2 separate regions of the Mus musculus genome follow, and region 1 is linked to region 2. A link is a contact called in ENCODE Hi-C or POLR2A ChIA-PET data. All regions are on one chromosome and are shown on one strand. Each heading gives the region's core, a stretch centred on a gene start or an enhancer-like site at or near the end of the contact. The rest is flanking DNA. Distances are from core to core; before and after follow the strand shown.

Evidence for each region. Hi-C counts contacts between places; a loop is a spot of excess contacts on that map. ChIA-PET counts read pairs that join two places held with the same protein, here RNA polymerase II (POLR2A).
Region 1: a map of v-Abl transformed pro-B cells shows a loop between it and region 2 (2.0-fold over the local background). The contact joins the promoter of Uap1l1 here to the promoter of AA543186 in region 2. A Hi-C loop is called at or near these places in 2 of 37 maps with a recorded cell type or tissue (T-helper 2 cell and v-Abl transformed pro-B cells). POLR2A ChIA-PET finds 5 or more read pairs at or near these places in 4 of 5 experiments (Patski and embryonic stem cell).

Annotation. Positions count from the first base shown.
Region 1 is chr2:25,362,510-25,369,122 of GRCm38, forward strand. Uap1l1 (UDP-N-acteylglucosamine pyrophosphorylase 1-like 1) reads right to left here and starts at 3,154. Exons shown (of 9, transcript NM_001033293.3): 1 at 2,818-3,154; 2 at 2,372-2,576; 3 at 2,003-2,178; 4 at 1,592-1,764; 5 at 1,297-1,490; 6 at 735-875; 7 at 154-339. The coding sequence starts at 3,106.
Region 2 is chr2:25,328,792-25,335,228 of GRCm38, forward strand. AA543186 (expressed sequence AA543186) reads right to left here and starts at 3,780. Exons shown (of 2, transcript NR_027448.1): 1 at 3,357-3,780. Man1b1 (mannosidase, alpha, class 1B, member 1) reads left to right here and starts at 3,952. Exons shown (of 13, transcript NM_001029983.2): 1 at 3,952-4,185; 2 at 4,644-4,752; 3 at 5,586-5,701. The coding sequence starts at 4,069.

The DNA.
Region 1 (6,613 bases), core at 1,904-4,403, 33 kb after region 2:
CAAGTCTAAGAAGCTGAGCCAACGATCACTGGCTGGGGACACAGCTGTCTGCATTTGGGGTGGCACTGGGTCAGAAACCAGCTGGGACAGTGACAGTGTCAATAGGGCCCTGGGATGAGAATACTGCCGCCCAGGCTAACCTGAGCCCCTCACCCAGACTGCTCCGTAAGCTGGACCCCGTGTACATCCAGGAAGCGGGCTCCGGCCTGCAGAGCCCAGCGGTAGTGCTGAGCCAGCAAGGCTCTCCTGCAGGTGGAGGGGTTGTCCCTGTCGGCTGTGTCATCATTCTTCAGAGGGGAGAACTCCTCTTCCCGACACACTTCAAAGGCAACAAAGTTCCTGGTGGGAAGAAGGGCTCATGATCCCCCCCACACACACACATACATGCCAGCCATCTGCCCTGCTCAGACAGCCGCGGGGAGACCACACTTCCCTAACTGGGAGTTTGTTCCCGAGTTCAGTGACCTGGTGATCTAGGTCCCTGAAGGCACAGAAAGCACCTTTACTTTCCCTCTGAGGTCCTAGGAAACCTCCTCCAACTCTCGCTTACCACATGTCCAGAGGAAGAGGACAGACCCACCCAGCAACTCCAAAACCTGACCTGAGCTTTCCCCAGCCCACCTGCTCCTCACAAGCTGTCACTTCCCTGCTGTCCTGCTGGACCTCTACGCTCATCCCAGAACAGAGAGAGGGGGGGGGGGAAGAAGAGAAAATAAGTGACTTCCACCACTAACTTAGCAAACTGGAACACATCAAACACAAACTTCTCCATCTTTATCCCATTCGGTCTTAGCGGCTTTACCAGATTTCCCTCCTCATCCACGTATGGGACCTTCTTCATGGCCACATGCAGCCTCAGCAAGGGCTCAAACTCCCTGGCAGCAAGAGGACAAAGGGCGTGTGGCTCAGACAGGGTACCCGGGAACACCTGTCCGCACTTCTGTATACCTAGCCAGGTGCAGGAGCACAAGGACCTGGCTGTATCTCTGGGAAGGACACAGGCTTTCTCTGTGCATCCTGGGGACCCACCAGACACAATACCCCCACCCCCGTACCCCTCCTCCCAGCTAATGACAGGGCAGAGGTGGGGCCGACCCACAAACGAGACCTGTGACCGCGGCCTCACGGAGCATGACTCATTGCAGCTGGCTTGTTTACAGTAACACAGGAATTCTCTCCACCCAAGCCCTTGCCACTCCCAGCAGTGGCCTGGCTCAGGCTAGGGCAGCTCCAGCTACTGTGGCATTCTTGGATTCAGCTTAGTCTGGGATATCACAGCCACCTGTTGTCACATACCTGGTAACCACATCCAGGAAGCCTCTGGTGAAGAAATGGTTGCAGATGTTGCCTGCGTTGTAGAGCAAGCCTCCATCAGCCCCGAGCTGCCCAGCAATCTCAGGGCTGATCTCGCTGTATTCCACCACCTGGGGGACACCATCCACCTGGCACACCACACCCACTGGCTCCTCAGGGTATGCTTTCTCCACCACCTGCAGCCACCGGGCATAGACTTAGAGGGCCGGAAGTAGGAGGGACGGGATTTAGCAAGAGCAGAGCCAAGTGCCAAGGAAAATGAAAGCCTGGGACTCACCTTAGCACCACAGTCTGCTCCCTGAAGCACACAGAAGCCAATGAAGACTGGGTCAGCCAGCCGCACCAAGATGTTGTCTACGCAGTACACATGCACAAACTCCACACCCCGCTGCTTCATGTCCTCCAGGATCTGGTGGTCAGCCAGTGCACAGTACAAACCCCCGTTGCCATCTATAAAGGAGAAAGGAGTAGGATACCCATGGACTGTGGCCTGATCTCCTGCTCAGTTTAGTAAGTGCTGCAGGTGCACAAACCAAGAGCCTGTGACTCCAGACTGGCCAGAGCCACATGCCCAGGGCCACATAGCCTGCCTGAGTACATCTTACCTGGGAGTCAGGCCTCCTGATCCACAGCTGTACTCTGTGGCCCAGGTGGGGCAACCTGTTCCTATCCAAGGTGTGGGCCATACCTGGGGCCATGGCAACTTTGTCTTTCCGTTCCAGGATGGCCTTGCCCTCAAAGGTCACAGCAGGTAGCATGCGCTGCTCGAACAGCACTACGTTAGTGGGGTCCAGGTGGAAGAAGTCATGCTCCTTGAAGAACTTGATTGTGGGTCCCAGGGTAAACTCACTGGTCATGATGTACCTGTAAATGTCCTAGCAGTGAGCTGCTTCCAGGGGAGTCCAGCTCAATCTGGCAAGTCTAGAAGGGGTTCAGTAATGGCAAGTACTGGGCTCTGTCTAGGGCCGTGCTAAGATTGGGTCTAAGGTCTTGGTGTGGGGTAGGCCTGGGTCAATTTAGGGGTGGTCTTTTTGGGAGGCTGGCATGGAGGACACACCAGGGCACAGTGCAGTGGGTCCCCTGTCGCTGGTCAGCCAACTGTTGGACACGCCGGATCCGCTCTGCTTGCAGTTGATACAGGGTCTTCTGGCTGGGCAGCCCAACTTGATACATGCCCTTTGGGTATGTGACGCCCAGGCGAGTGCCCTGCCCACCCGCCAGCAGCAGGACAGCTACCTTGTTCAGAGAAATCTGTCGGAAACCTGGAGGAGAGGTGCATCGTGAGATAAGGCCTCTTTCACTTTGGAGAACCACAAGTGAGCACGACTTCGGGGGTTACTAGGCACAGGAGGAAGAAGTTGCAAGGCAAATAACTCTCCGCTGCACTTCCCGAGTCCGTGTCCTCCACTCCGCCCCCACTACCCCCACCGCCCATAGGCTCTAACTCTTCCGGCCTCAACGGGCCGGACCTGCCCAACCCCAGCCTGGCACGGCGCTGCCTACCTTCCTCTTCCCACCGCAGGCGTGTCTCTTGGTCACAGCGGATCGCGCTGCCCACGCGTTCTGGGGGCAGGGGCTGCAGGCGCGCAGCCAGGTCCGGCAGAGGACCCGGAGCTAGCGCGCCCGCAGCTGCGGCGCGCTGGCAGTGCTCACGCAGCGCGTCGGCCTCCAATGAGGCGAGCTCCGCTAGCAGTGCGGCTCGGGCTTCCGGAGCCAGGTCGGCATAGAAGCGCAGGAGATGGTCCTGGCCCGCACGCTGCAGCTGTGCGCGTACATCCCTCTCCGAGTCCATACTGCAACTGCAGCGGCCGCCTCAGCCTGTACTCGTGACTTTCTGACCAATGTCACGAGACCAGGCCGGGGGCTGAGATCCCAGGGGGGCGGGCCCAGGGTGCGGCACCTCCACCCAGGACCCCGCCCCTTTTTCCTCTTGGGCTGCTGTTCTGTCTTCTTTGGCTTCTCCCATCTTTAACCCTTTTAATACAGTTTCCCCTGCGCGTTTCCGGACTTGAATCCTAGGATCTGGCCTCCCAGCATTCAAGGTGTACGGTCCAGAGCAGGCCTTCCTAGTACCCCAAGGTCTAGTCATTTCTCTCCTAAGTAATTCCCACCACGTGAATAAAACTGTTCTGTCTGGGCTGGTGAGATGGCTCAGTGGGTAAGAGCACCTGACTGCTCTTCCGAAGGTCCAGAGTTCAAATCCCAGCAACCACATGGTGGCTCACAACCATCCGTAACGAGATCTGATTCCCTCTTCTGGAGTGTCTGAAGACAGCTACAGTGTACTTACATATAAATAAATAAATAAATCTTTAAAAAAAAAAAAAAAAAAAAAAACTGTTCTGTCCTTGCCCCGGGGAAGAAAGAAGTCTGAGGTATCTGCACTGGGCTGACCAGACATAACCCAGCCTCCTCCCTGTCCACAGCCAGAAGGGTTGTCTGCAGCAGACTTGTTGCAGAGCCATTGTTTGTGGCATGAATTCCGGAGTAATGGCACTTACGCTTTGAAGTAGCCTTAGCGTAACTTAGTCCCAAGACATACCTGACAAACCAGGAAGTCTCGAATGGCTGAGAATTGCTTAGATGATGGTTCCTTCAGACAACCCCTAGATCAGATAAAAAAGGTTTTGGTGTGTGGAAATTGACTTGCTAAAAGTGCCTTTTGTGAAACTGGGAAAAGTTACTTCTGGAAAAAGTGCTTCTGGGAAGCAGCTAGCCTCCAATCCCCGATAGGCTGATGACTGTCATGTGTCAGTGTCTCTCTTTCTTCTGACTAATCCTCTGAGCAACCCAGAAGCAAGACAGCGGCCTGGGAGCCTCTCTCCTTAGAAGCTGAGCCTGAGAGGAGTCGGCTTGACCCTGTAAGCATTCACCTAGAACCCCCACTGCTAGCCTGGGGGCAGCAGGCAGACCCAGGCTAGCTTCAACCTGCACCCACCTCCCCTCACCTGCCTACCTTTAGGAACTCAGTTGTTCCAGACTGGCTCTGCATCCCCTTACTGCTTTAGTTTGCTTTTTCATAAAACCTCTTGTTTCTTTTTGTTGTTGTTGTTTTGTGTGTGTTGTTTTTTATTTTTGAGATGAGATTTCTCTGTGTAGTCCTGGCTGTCCTGAAACTCATTCTGTAGACCAGATGGGCCTCAAACTCAGAGATCTGCCTGCCTCTGCCTCCTAGTGTTGGGATTAAAGGTGAGCACCATCATCACCTGGTATAGATAAAACCTCTTGTAAAAAGTATAAAAGCAGGGCTAGAAAGACGGTTTAGTGGTTAAGAGCACTGCCTACCCTTCCTCACAACCATCTGTAATGGGATTCAATGTCCTCTTCTGGTGTGTCTGAAGTGTATTTACACATAAAATAAGTAAGTCTTAAAAAAATTTACGCCGGGCGTGGTGGCGCACGCCTTTAATCCCAGCACTCGGGAGGCAGAGGCAGGAGGATTTCTGAGTTCGAGGCCAGCCTGGTCTACAAAGTGAGTTCCAGGACAGCCAGAGCTAGACAGAGAAACCCTGTCTCGAAAAACCAAAAAAAAAAAAAAAAAAATTTACAAAAGCCATTTCTAAAAGTTTGAAGGTAAAGTGTATGGTGGCAAAGGTCTTTAATCCCGGCACTAGGGAGGCATAGGCAAGTGGATCTTTGAGTTGCAGGACAGCCAGGGCTCCACAGAGAAACCCTGTCTCAAATCATCACCACCAACAAACAGGAAAACAGGAAAAAAAGTTCAAGGGTGAGGCTGGAGAGTTAGGGTGCGATCATCATAGGAACTCTTGCGCTCTGCAGCCACGTGATGGCTCTCAACCATCCATAGCTCCAGCTCCAGGAGAGTCTGACACGCTCTTCTCAATCTCCCCAGGGATGAGTGTGATGTGTAGATACTCATACATGGAAAACAGGTGCATAAATCTGAAGGGAAAACAAAGTTTAAATGGTGCTTTAAGATCCAAACTAAAGGGCTGGTGAGATGGCTCAGTCGGGTAAGAGCACCCGACTGCTCTTCCGAAGGTCAGGAGTTCAAATCCCAGCAACCACATGGTGGCTCACAACCATCCGTAATGAGATCTGACTCCCTCTTCTGTCTGGAGTGTCTGAGGACAGCTACAGTGTACTTTAAATAAATAAATCTTAAAAAAAGAAGAAGAAGCTCACAACCATCTTTAAGGAGATCAGACTCCCTCTTCTGGAGTGTCTGAGGACAGCTACAGTGTACTTTAAATAAATAAATAAATCTTTAAAAAAAAAAAAAGATCCAAACTAAAAAGCACCGTCTTTCTCAGGTCGACAGAGGCTAACTAACTCGTATTAAGACCTGATGTGTTTCGGCAGGCAACTTCAGCACACAGCCTCTTCCACAAACACCTCAGATGGAAATTCTCTTGGATCAGAAAGGATTTTAGTCTACAGCCACAGCCTAGCCTTGCCTCTTTGCAATGGATGGCTTTCTCCCTTCCTCAATCACAGCACTTTCTTACATTCTCTGCCTCACTACTCCATGAGAAGTAAACTTGGGAGGCAGGGTACTGTTTGGTCCATTGCTCTTCCTCTGTCACCTGCCATGAATAGCAGACACACGGGAACATGTTTGTCTACTGAGCAAATGAGTGTTAGATCCCAAGCCACCGTGACTGGGTCACAGCAAAATGTTCAGAGAGTGATGGCTGAATGGATGAGTGAACGAATAAGCAGATAGGCTGCCCTTCCATGCATGTGGAAGGTGAGGGCAGCAGACAGACAGGAGTCAGGTGAGCAGCAAAAACTCCATATCACAGGCCATAGTCCACTCCACAACAGCTATTATCGCTTTGGGGCTAGGCAGGTAAGGAAGCCTCTAGGGAGACAGGTCAGGCATGCCCTATGGCCCCTAAATTCAGCCTCAAGGTGTGAGTGGGTGTACGACTGGTTTTGTGTGCCAACTTGACACAAGCTGGAGTTATCACAGAGAAAGGAGCTTCAGTTGAGGAAATGCCTCCATGAGATCCAACTGTAAGGCATTTTCTCAATTAGTGATCAAGGCGGGGGGTGGGGGGGGGCGCCCTTGTGGGTGGTGCCATCTCTGGGCTGGTAGTCTTGGTTCTATAAGAGAGCAGGCTGAGCAAGCCAGGGGAAGCAAGCCAGTAAGAAACATCCCTCCACGGCCTCTGCAACAGCTCCTGCTTCCTGACCTGCTTGAGTTCCAGTCCTGACATCCTTTAGTGATGAACAGCAATGTGGAAAGTGTAAGCTGAATAAACCCTTTCCTCCCCAACTGCTTCTTGGTCATGATGTTTGTGCAGGAATAGAAACCCTGACTCAGACAGTGGGG
Region 2 (6,437 bases), core at 2,530-5,029:
TCCTTTCTTCATCCACCTTCTCATGTTAGTTTTAGGTTTGGCTCAAGAGATTGTTGTTCAGCCAGCCATAATCAATCAATCTTTTAATTACAATTGGATTCAGTCTCTAAGCTTTTTTCAGGGGTCGGGAACTCCATAACACAGACCTATATGAAAACCCAGGCATGACAGCACATATCTTCTGTCATTACAGAGCTGAGTGGAGACAGACAGACAGACAGACAGACAGGCAGACAGAGAGAAAGAGAGAGAGATTGAGGTCTGAGCAAAGGTTTTACTCTACTTTTTACATTTATAAAGAGAATACATATCTTACCCATTCAGAGTAATTACATGTAGTTCCTACAAATATGAATTCATTTATCCTGACTAAGGATTGAGGTTTAAAGACCTCACCTGTTCTTTATAGTCCTAGGGTTTTACACAAGATGAATTCTCTAATGTTAAATCCAGTCTAAATAAGTGTTAAGGACCATGACTCAATATAATTACTTTTGTTGTTTAGATAAAACTCCACACTTTTTTAATCCCAGCACTCAAGAGGCAAAGGCAGGTAGATTTCCCTGAGTTTGAGGCTGGCCTGCTCTGTAGTTCCAGGACAGCCAGGGACAGAGGAGCCCTGTCCTAAAAGAAAGATGAGGGCCCAAGAATAACTCCAAAGTTCATAGGCTCAAGTAGCTGGAAGAATGCTGGTGTGGCCTTATGAGAAGGGAGACATATACGGTTCAGACCTTTTTTTTTTTTTTTTTTTTTTGGTTTTTGTTTTTTTTTTTTTTTGGTTTTCTCGAGAGAGGGTTTCTCTGAGTAGCCCTGGCTGTCCTGGAACCCACTGTGTAGACCAGGCTGGCCTCGAACTCAGAAATCCGCCTGCCTCTGCCTCCCAAGTGCTGGGATTAGAGGCGTGCGCCACCACGCCCGGCCGGTTCGGACCCTTTTGTTGGTGGGTGGGTGGTTTTGTTTGAGACGGTGCTTTACTACACATTTCAAACTGGCCTTAAACTCACTGTGTAGCTTAGATTATCCTCAAGCTCACAAAAATTCTCCCAACTCAACCACCAATTCTGACCGTGAAATCCCTCTGCCTTAACCTCCAGTGTGTTGGGATTGTAGGGTGTGCCACAGATTTAAAGTAAATTTCTTTATAGGTATTTCTCCATTTCCCACTTCTTGAGTTGGTTTTACCACCTTGTAACTTAAGAGTTTTTCTATTTTACCTAAGCCTCTTGATTTATGAGTACACTGTCTTCTATCTTGCTGTTCAGTGCTGGCAACCATTTGGCCTAACTGAAACTATCACACAGTACCCAAACAACAGGAAGCTATACCTTCAAATGCACAAGTGTTCATCATAGGCCACATATAAGATCTGACATATAAAAGACTTATGTCTCTTACAATCTATTTCTCTCTTCCCTCCCCCTTTCTCCCTCTTTTCCTCCTTTCTTCTCCATCCTCCCCAACAGGGTCTCATTCAGTTCTAACTTTGAACTTGAAATCCTCCAGTGTCAGCCCCCTGAGTATTGAAAGCACAGGTGGGGCTACAGCTAGCTCTTCCTCCAGTCTGCTAATGTGGAAACAGTTAAGGCTTTCCATCACTTTTTTTTTAAATAATTGTTTATTTATTTTATGTATATGAGTATACTGTAGCTGCCTTCAGACACACTAGAAGAGAGCATCAGATCCCATTACAGATGGTTGTGAGCCACCATGTGGTTGCTGGGAATTGAACTCAGCATCTCTGGAAGAGCAGTGAGTGCTCTTAACCACTGAGCCATCTCTCCAGCCCCCTCCATCACTTTTTTTTTTTTTTTTTAAGATTTATTTATTTATTATATGTAAGTACACTGTAGCTGTCTTCAGACACTCCAGAAGAGGGAGTCAGATCTTGTTACGGATGGTTGTGAGCCACCATGTGGTTGCTGGGATTTGAACTCCGGACCTTCGGAAGAGCAGTCGGGTGCTCTTACCCACTGAGCCATCTCACCAGCCCCCCTCCATCACTTTTATTGTAAAAGTTTATAACCAAAGTTTCAAATTTTTCAAAAATATATTACTTTTAATTTTATGTGTGTATGTACATTTGCATAAAGATGCTCACAGAGGCACCCTTGGTCTAGAGTTACAGGTGGTTGTAAGGTGCCTGATGTGGGAACCCTTGTCCTCTACAATAGTACACTCCTTCAAACCAATGAGCCACCTTTCCAGCCCCCCTTTTCATTTGATTCAACATTATTTTCTAATTTAGTTTGTGATTTAAAAAAAACCCAAAACCCTCTTATTTAGAGTGGTGTTTACGCTTTTCAAATATTTATTGATTTCTCACTTTTCTAGTCCAAATATGGCTAAAAATATGTTATGTGACCAAAATCTTTCCAAATTTATTTCGACTTCTTTTAGGTCTTATATATGGCCTATAATGAATTTCTGTGTGCTTAAAGGTATAGCTTCCCATTGTTTGAGTACTGTTAGACAAGACTTCACTCACTCTGGGGCCCAGGCTGGCTTGGAACTATGTAACTTCCTTACCTCTGCAGTGTTAAGAGTCTGTATATGGGCACAGACAGGTGTTGCTTTGCTTTAATTATGAGAAGGGCAAGGTTACTTCATCATTGCTCTCTGTGGCTGACTTGGTTTTCCTCTTTCAACCCCTTCAAGACCTTCAATGTCGCTAGATTCTGAACTTGGACAAGGATTTGTCCCACAGTGGCTTATCATTCTTGCCTGGCTTGAATTGGAAGATTTTCAGCTCCAGATTTTGTTTTGGTCTAACAAACTCTTCCTATTTCTTCCCTCAAAGGTTTATTTTTTTTTTTAACGTAGAGCTCTAACTAGCCCTTTGGTATGCCAACTGCCACCTCATGGTCATAAGCAGTAGCAGAACGTGGGAATGTGTAGACCTGGCTTGAGTTGGCGTGAATAGCCAACAAGAACTCCGCCTTCATTTTGGAAGATATGCAGACCTCAAAGTCATTGCACCATCTGCCATGGTTCCGAAAACCTACATTTGAGAGCACTATTGTAATAGCGATCTGTGAGGACTTAAAAGTAGGGAAGGGGCCGGGTGTGGTGGCGAACGCCTTTAACCCCAGCACTCGGGAGGCAGAGGCAGGCGGATTTCTGAGTTTGAGGCCAGCCTGGTCTACAGAGTGAGTTCCAGGACAGCCAGGGCTATACAGAGAAACCCTGTCTCGAACCTCCCCCAACCCCACAAAAAAAAAAAAAAAAAAATGTAGGGAAGGGGCGCGGGATCAGGTAGGTCTTCTGTAGGAGATTCAAACTAAATGATCGCAACGTAGGGAACTCTCCAAATGCTCAGAAATACCACAAGTAAGTTGGGAAGCAGCAGTTTCACCCACCGGACAGTGGGCAGTTTTGTCGTTTTGCATGTTTTCCTCGAGGGAACCACGCGCACGGAAAAGTGAGGTCGTTTTAAACCCGTTGCCGAGTACGTAGGTAGGGCTAGGAGCGGAATGGTCGCAGAAAGGGTCGCTCCCAGGCCGGAGCGACTAGAAAGGCCAGGCCGCGGCCTCAGGGCGCAGAGCCACCCCAGGACTCAGCCTCAGCAGGGCCGTCCCTTCCTCCGGTCAGGAGTTTTGCGTTTCACCTCCAGGCGCGCCAGGGTGATGCCCGCTCCCCGAGATCGAGCGCAGGACTCCGGCAAGGGTGATAGTCCACAACTCAAGCCAGACGTAACTGCAACAAAGAACACTTCTCCAAACCGTAGTCAGTCCGCCCCCAACAGGGAGTCTGCAGGACGCCTGCAATGGAGCGGATGCGCGCGATTCAGCGACGTAAGGACGCGATGAAATAACGTCAACGGCACAGGGGCGGGTATCGTGACGCCAGTGACCCGCCAGGAAATACCAGCACAAGGGTGTACGCAGGCGCGGTGCTTAGACTAGGGTTCTGAGCTTGCGCAACGACCGATAAGACGCGGCGCGTGCGCACTGGTGTTTAGGGCGATGGGCGGGGTGTGGATGCCTTCGTTATGGCAGCCCGCGGTCTTTCTCAGTCTTGGGCTTCCTGACGCCTCCAGCAAGCGAGGTCTTTTGGGCCGGCTTCGCAGTTATGTACCCACCGCCGGCGCCGCCGCCGGCGCCTCACCGGGACTTCATCTCGGTGACGCTGAGCCTGGGCGAGAGCTACGACAACAGCAAGAGCCGGCGGCGGCGCTCATGCTGGAGGGTGAGGCGGGGTCCGGGCTGGGGAAGCCTTACCGAGGGAAGTACCTAGCTGGAGCGTTCGTGTCTCTTCCAGCGTCCAGAAGTTTCTGTGCTGCGTCTGGTTCTCGCAGCTTGGGTTTCGGTGTGGTTGCTTCCCCTGCCTAATGTCAGGTGCCCTGGGGATCCTGAGCTGAGGGGGCAATGAGCACAGCCCGTATGGTCCGACGATGCCTGAGCCAAGTCATGGGGATTTCAGGAGTTTTTCTCCAGTGCACGTGCAGCTGGACACATGGTGTACAGATCTTGTGCCATGTATGGGATGGTGTGCTCTGTCACCTCTAGCACTGTTCTGTCAATGTAAACTTTGCTGAGAGGGAACTTACCTGCCCTCAAGTAAGGACAAGCCTTACATAAGGGTCTCTCTGAATTGCTCTTTTAACCGAATCTGTGACAAGTGTCATTTTCCCGGCTCTTTCTTAGAAATGGAAGCAGCTTTCGAGGCTACAGCGGAATGTGATTCTCTTCGTCTTGGGCTTTCTGATTCTCTGTGGATTCCTGTACTCTCTTCATACGGCTGACCAGTGGAAAGGTATGAAATACCAGTGGTGCTCGAGCAGAGGAGATGCAGGCTGAGGTCAGATACAGTATTGCAATCCAGATAAAACAGTACCACAAGGCATGTGGTGACAGATTGGCAATAAATACAGCAGAGGGGAAAATGTGGAGCCCAGTATGACCAACTGGTGTACAGGTGACCCTGTAGGTCTTTGGGCCAACAGTGCTGTCCCTCCCCTCCCCATCAGTCTATAGCAGCAGATCAGCACTAATCACATGTCCCTACCACGTGGTACAGTGTGTTTGCCTGGGACCAGTGGATATCCTGAGAGGATCCTAGGATTCCTTCTGGGCTGCTTTAAGGTTGGAAACCCAAACATTGCTTCAGATTGCTCAAGTCAAGCTGCCTGTTTGGGCACTATTAAATTGATATGTTGCGGGGCTGAGGGGGTTGTTGTATGTTGTGTTTAAGGACACACTCTGCCAAATGCTTGAAAAAGAATTCAGCCTGGAAAAGACTGTGGTCTTCACACTTGGGAAATAGAGGTAGGAGGATCAGGAGTTGAGGCTAGCTTGGGCTACATAAAACCCTGCTCAAGCTGGGAGGTGGTGGCGCTTTTAATCCCAGCACTTGGGAGGGAGAAGCAGGTGACTCTGAGTTTGAGGTCAGCCTGGTTTACAAAGCCAGGGCTCCACAGACAAACTCTCTCCAAGATACAATGACACTAACAGCAGATTTGATTCCTCTGGGCCTTCTTGAGTTCAGTGCTTCTTGGAGGTTTCACTACCTGAAACAAATAGCACCTGTTTAGACATCTGTTCTGGAGCCTGTAATGGGCCTTAAGGTGAAAAGGTTTGCTTCCACAGCTCTGAGTGGCAGACCTGCAGAAGTAGAGAAGATGAAGCAAGAAGTCCTGCCTGTCTTACCAGCGCCTCAGAAGGAAAGTGCTGAACAAGAAGGGTTTGCAGACATACTCTCTCAGGTATTTCCAGTAAGGGCTCTGTGGGTTGTCACTGGGGTCTGTTTTGGAGCACTCTAGGTTGGTAAATGCTACCCTCTCTTCCCTGTCACAGCCAGCCTCACACTGGCTCAGGTGAGGCTGACTGTATGAAGTTGGGCAAGAAAGAGGCAGACATTTGCTTCATTCCCTTTGAACGCCACCATGACATGATTAAGCTCCTGTGTCAGGCATGTGTTGGCTGCCCACTGATGAGGAAAGAGACTTTCCTCTTTGGAGGAACCACAGAAGCCGATAGGAAGGGCAGGTGAGAGGCCAGCCGTAAATAGATGAGACAGTTAGTTGGTTGGCATGTGTCAGAGTACAGATCAGTGTTGAGAGGCGGAACCACCCCTGCCTCCATTTAAGAAGCCTCTGTCTCTGTCTGGGTGGGCAGGGCAAGGTTGAAGGAGATAGACCTTTGTAAAGTGACCTGCTGGAGCTAGGCTGGGGTGTCGAAACTGGGATCTGTCCAATTGTGGTTCTTGTGGTGCCTGAGGGACAGTGTGCTCAGGAAGAGCTGAGGAGGGAGAGGAGACTGCCCAGGCAGAGGTACTGCACAGTGGAGCAAGATGCCGCCCAGGGAAGTTACGGTGTGGAAAAGAGTGAGGGTCCCCATACAGAGGCGCCTTTGAGAAATGAGTAAGAGTCAAGGAACACTGAGCAGCTCCATCTGATGCTGTGTTGTACCTAACAGGCAGCGTGGGGCCATTATGGGTGG